2 separate regions of the Homo sapiens genome follow, and region 1 is linked to region 2. Evidence: read pairs that join two places in POLR2A ChIA-PET (ENCODE). Cell type or tissue: IMR-90. All regions are shown on one strand. Links, peaks and the distances in the headings refer to the core of each region. The heading gives the core; the rest is flanking DNA.

Region 1 (2,925 bases), core at 169-2,668, 130 kb before region 2:
TTTGTGTTAGCACCAGTCAGCCCCAGGGCTTCTCCCTAATAGTGCTCTATACCTTCCCCCTAAATGGATGCAGGCCCAAGGGTGAAGATTCTTGAGAGAATACTAATTTGGTTCTTTAGCTCTTTGCCCGGAATTGTGGCCAACTTCTCTTTCCTGCAACAGTTCTAGTTCTTAGTTCCATTTTATTAGTTATGGCTATAGGAAGCTGACTCTAGCGGCCAAATATGGTTCCTAAGTCTTTACTGCAACCATCAACTAGTTTAAACCCCACAGTAACCCTATGAGGTGATTGTTATTATCCTCAATCTAGAGAATTAACATTAAGGCTGAGAGTAATTGAGTAGCATGCCCAATATCACACAGCTAACAAAAAGCAGAGCTGCCGTTAGACCGTAGATCTTTCAGACTTGTGATGCAGCTAATAGAGCGTCTGGCACACAGAAGTAACTCGTTATTATTTTCCTGTGTCTTTCTGGTTTTTTTTGTTTGTTTGTTTGTTTGTTTTTTGAGACAGAGTCTTGCTCTGCTGCCCAGGTTGGAGTGCAGTGGCGCCATCTCAGCTCACTGCAACCTCCGCCTCCCAGGTTCAAGCGATTCTTCTGCCTCAGCCTAATGAGTAGCTGGGACTACAGGCACATACCACCACGCCTGGCTAATTTTTGTGTTTTTAGTAGAGACAGTGTTTCACCATATTGGCCAGGATGGTCTCGAACTCCTGACCTTGTGATCCGCCCGCCTTAGCCTCCCAAAGTGCTGGGATTACAGGCGTGAGCTGCTGTGCCCAGCTTTTTTTCCTGTGTCTTTCTGAATGGACACACTGGTTAAGTGAACAGGGGAGGTGACCTAAATGTAATTACATTCGTGTGTGTGTGTGTGTGTGTGTGTGTGTGTGTGTGTGTGTGACGGGGTCCCACTCTGTTGCCCAGGCTGGAGTGCAGTTGCGCAATCTTGGCTCACTGCAACCTCCACCTCCTGGATTCAAGTGATTCTCCCACCTCAGCCTCCCAAGTAGCTGGCATTACAGTCATGGGCCACCACATCTGGCTAATTTTGTATTTTGGGTAGAGACGGGGTTTCACCATGTTGGCCAGGCTGGTCTTGAACTCCTGACCTCAAGTGATCCACCCATCTCAGCCTCCCAAAGTGCTGGGATTACAGGCGTGAGCCACCGTGCCTGGCCTTAAATGTAATTACATATTGATAGCAGATGTATTTCTGAATTTTTAAAGGAAAAATATGTGAGATGATCTAGGTGTTTTTATAATTAGAGATGAATTTCAATTATATATGCCCTATATTTTTGGAGATGAAGTTGGATAATACATGGGATCTTTTAGAAAAGTTGTTTTGCACCTATTTTTTTTCATCACAGTTTCCAAGTAACTTAGAATATTGAAGCTTGTGAAGAAAAAGGCCTTATTGAAGTCTTGGGCAAGTGCTGCTGTAAGTGGGAGAGGTCTTTAGAGGAATTTAAGGAATGGTGTTGGAAATATCCCTAGTATGCCAAATATAAACTCTTCAGGGAAGCTGAGATTTAAGTAGTTTTCCTACTTTACAATATTACTAGTTAGTTTCTGAGTCAGGGAGGGAAAAAGGAAAGTTTCTTTGTCAGTTGAAGTGAAATGTTATTTCCTATGAGTTAGATTTTCGGTGAAAAGGAAAGGGAGAAAAATATGAAGAATTTTCCCTTTGGACATCAGCATTGCTCGCATAACCTCATGCTACCTCTACCTGATGTGGCATTGCCATCTGGAATTTCCTGCCACTTGGCATTTCTTTTGTGAATGTGATCCCCTTGAAGCAGACTTGGATTGCCTCATAGGAATAAGGAGTCCTTGGACAGCATAGTATATGCTTTTACCCAACAATCCAGTACAATATCATGATTAACCTATTTAAATTATACATTCCCTCAGTTACTCTACTGGCTTGCCTAATGTTTCACAGTGTCTAATGGAAATTCTACATATACTAACAATGGGACCGTATAGGCTAATTTAAATGTCACATCTTTGGTTACTGGTTGAAGATATTATTTATTATAACAACATCAAATAATGTTTGGTGGTAGAATCTTTCATGGGGTCTGTGGGGGAAAAGTCAGGAAGAGAGACACGTGGCAGGGAACTGCTGTCCACATCAGTGGGTGTGAAGGTCCTAAAGGATTCCACCTAAATTAACCAATCCATTAAACAAATTTATTTGTATACAATCCCTTTAACAATGAGAGGCTCTGTAAGTATACAGGCTCAGTGGCAAATTTCCCTCTGCCACTTGCTGCTAAGTTCACTTTGGCTACAGAGGGTACTTCTGTAGCAGTAAATTAAGCACTTAGAATTTGCTGCTTCATTTTGTTATTACATAATTGGCCTGTTCATAAAATACTTATTTTTGTCTAAAGCCTGATATGGGACCATAGATCATTTCAGGTTTGTTTTTCTTTCCTTTTTTTTTTTTTTTTTTTTTTCTGAGATGGAGTTTTGCTTTGTTGCCCAGGCTGAAGTGCAGTGGTGCCTTCTGCCCCCTGGGTTCAAGTGATCCTCCTGCCTCAGCCTCCTGAGTAGCTGGGATTACAGGTGTGCACCACCATGCCCAGCTAATTTTTGTATTTTTAGTAGAGATGGGGTTTCACCATGTTGGCCAGGCTGGTCTCAAACTCCTAACCTTAACTGATCTGCCCACCTTGGCCTCCCAAAGTGCTGGGATTACAGACGTGAGCCACTGTACCCGGCCATTTCAGGTTTCTTTTACTGACTTAATATAGATTGGCTATGGAATTGACCCAAGGTTTACATTATAGTCTATATTGTGAAAGTAAAAACTTACATGAATATTGTCTGCATTGCTTTTTTGAGTATTTTGCAAAGTTATTGTCCAGCTTGAATGATTATATTAATAGAAACAAATAATCACTCAAAAGCAAAG
Region 2 (2,925 bases), core at 206-2,705:
AATACCTGTACAACCATGAAAAAGGTTTTAGTGATGTAAGAATATAATCTGAATTAAAAAAGCAGGACACAAGTGTCATACATGACATGATCCCAATTATACAAATACGTAAATAAAAAATTCTGATAAAAATTAGAAATATGGATAGTAAAATTCTAATCACTTAATGTTTTTATTTTGTTTTTAATTTTTTTATTTTCCAGAGTTTTCATATTGGCCCACTTTTTAAAATTCAAACTTAATTCTTTAAAATAAAATTATCGTAGAGATCATTTATATTTTAAAATTTTAACCCAACTATATAAGTATATATTTTATAAGCATGTTATTTCTTTTTTTGAGACAGGGTCTCGCTCTGGTTGCCCAGGCTAGAGTGCAGTGGTGCGATCTCAGCACCCTGCAGCCTTGACTTCCCTGGCTCGGGTGATTTTACCTCAAGTAGCTGGGATTACAGGCATGCGCCACCACACCCGGCTAATTTTTTGTATTTTTAATAGAGATGGGGTTTCACTGCGTTGCCCAGGCTGACCTCAAACTCCTGGACTCAAGCAATCCACCCATCTCAGCCTCCTAGAATGCTGGGATTACAGGCATGAGTCACCGCCCCTGGCTACGCATTATTTCACGAGTTTACTATTATGATGCACGTGATTTTCATATTAGGCATAGTACTTAACAGTTTCCTACATTGTATCTTACTGCCATGTAGGTACATACATGGATTTAAATAAATGAGTAAATAACTAGTACTAGTCTTATGGTACAAATACATTTCTATTACAGAAAACATTCTGTACACAGAATATTAGATAGAATGGCTTATACTAATGGTACTGATTACTGACTCCATCATACAAATGCTTACATACAAAATACCCCTACCAGTATCCTCTTAGCGCTCTCTGTAACAGTTATTCTTGACTCCCTTGTAGTCATGATACCCTGTTTTGTCTTGTTTTGTTTTGTTTTTTTGTTACTTGTGAAACCACCCCTTTTTCTTGATGGCAATATGTGGCATATACAAACTGTTTTTTGTTTTTAGTAATAAAAGTAATTTTGTTTCTGATGATTTGGGAACTCCCTTGATATCTAAAACTTTTGAGGGTATTATTCTTTAAAAAGTCTGTGATTCTGCTGAGTGCAGTAGCTCATGCTTGTAATCCCAGGACTTTGGGAGGCTGAGGCAGATGGATTGCTTGAGCCCAGGAGTTCGAGACCAACCTAGGCAACGTGGCAAAACCCAGTCTCCCCCCAAAAAAATAAAACAATTAGCCGGGTGTGGTGGCACTCACCTGTATGTAGTCCCAGCTACGTGGAAGACTGAGGTGAGAGGATCACTTGAGCCCAGAAGGTTAAGGCTGCCGTGAGCCATCGTGATTGTGCCACTACACTCTAGCCTGGGCAACAGAGGGAGACCTTGTTTCAAAAAAGAAAGAAAAAAGTATCTGATTCTGCTTCATGGAGAACATTATTTTGGAAGATAAAGAGAAGCGATTAATGCTTCTATTGTTCAATTAATAGTAATCACCCTTTACCAAAGAAGCCCACTGCCCTGCTGCCTTCTCTTTCTCCTTCCAACCATCTGTTCATCCATTCGGTTGACATTGATCGAACATCTTTTATATGCTAAGCATCCTGCTAGACACTGTGGAAACAGGAATGAAAGGCATTCTCCCTGGGAAGCAACTTGTGTATCAGGACTTGTACACCAACAATGACAATACCATGAGACAAATGCTGTGGTGGAAAACAGAGAGGGCACTTAACTCACCCCAGAAAGTTGGGAGACTAGGAAAGCCTCCTGAAGAGAGTGATGGCTAAAGCTTGAAGGTGAGAAGTAAGGAAAGAGAAGTAATTCAGGTGAAGAGTGTGGAGTATTCTAAGATGATCAAGAAAAATGTATGAAACAGATATTCCAACAAATGGGAGAAAGATCATACTAGAGGAATGTAATAGGATTTTCAGTCATTGTTGACTGCCATTTTGATGATGGATGTTAGTTTGATACTAATCTGCCCAGAGTACATGGTTTTTCTCCACCATCACTCACTTGCATGGGTGCAGGCATGGAGGAGGAAGGTGATTACCTGGGGCAGTCTTTGCTGGTTGGGTACAGTGCAAAGTGAGGGAGCTCAGGGCATGAATGGTATTTAACAGAGATGATTGTAATGATAAACTATGGGCTCTGAGATGGAAAAGGAGAAAAGTGAAGGTAGGAAGAGGCTGATGGAGTAGGAGCGACTGTTAGTGGGGGGAAGAGGGGTGTCAATGGACATTTGAGACCTTTCACTAAGGTCAAAGAGTTATTACTGTGGGGATGCCTGAAGAAGTGGTTAGAGAATGTGTTGTTTGTACATGTGATTTTGGAAGCAGTGCAGTTTCCAGTGAAACTGGAAAGCTTCAAGATGTAACCTTGGAAGTGACCATGGCAGAAGCAGAGTGAGGGAAAAGGCCTCCATTGGGAGGCAAATGCACTGAGAGCTCCGGATGTCAGGTGGATTGCCAAGACCCATGTGGGTGTGAAGAAGATTCATGACAGTAGCTGAAAAGGTAAGGGAGATTGTGAGCCAGAAGAGATGACAACAACCCTGGTGGTAAACTGATACGAGCCTCTGAGGTTTTTTCAAGAGGAGGGAGGTAGAGTAGTTGTTTATAGGTGGCACTGGGGAGCAAGGAGGACCCTAATGTATGTAGGGTAGTGAGAATAAATAGCTTCGTTTAACAAGGCTGCAGAGGAAGGGGTTCAGGGTAAGTCATATTTTAGTTAAGGCCAACATGTGGAGAGAATATTCTGAAAAGGCTGAGATATTGGGGAGTTTGCCAGTCATGGAGCTGAAGTCATAGAGTGGAAGGATTTTAGAGGAAGGGAAGACAGAAGGGGATTATTGGGCCAGATTAAGGGATGTTTACAGAGTTAGGAAATTC

The links. Peaks named below come from ENCODE experiments on the same cell type or tissue, not always from the same donor. Only the 100,000 strongest peaks of a DNase experiment are listed, where the experiment ranks them.
Region 1: POLR2A ChIA-PET joins it to region 2 with 5 read pairs; 3 of 35 experiments call an interaction of 5 or more read pairs at or near these places.

Annotation. Positions count from the first base shown.
Region 1 is chr2:43,647,700-43,650,624 of GRCh38, forward strand. All of the region lies in intron 2 of PLEKHH2 (pleckstrin homology, MyTH4 and FERM domain containing H2), which reads left to right. Among named protein-coding and RNA genes, the nearest start is that of PLEKHH2, 12 kb to the left of the region's middle. In IMR-90, for the core only: no CTCF peak of the experiment used is centred there; a DNase peak (open chromatin) is centred at 1,482; H3K27ac peaks cover 1,114 bases.
Region 2 is chr2:43,777,842-43,780,766 of GRCh38, forward strand. All of the region lies in intron 2 of DYNC2LI1 (dynein cytoplasmic 2 light intermediate chain 1), which reads left to right. Among named protein-coding and RNA genes, the nearest start is that of DYNC2LI1, 5.3 kb to the left of the region's middle. In IMR-90, for the core only: no CTCF peak of the experiment used is centred there; no DNase peak of the experiment used is centred there.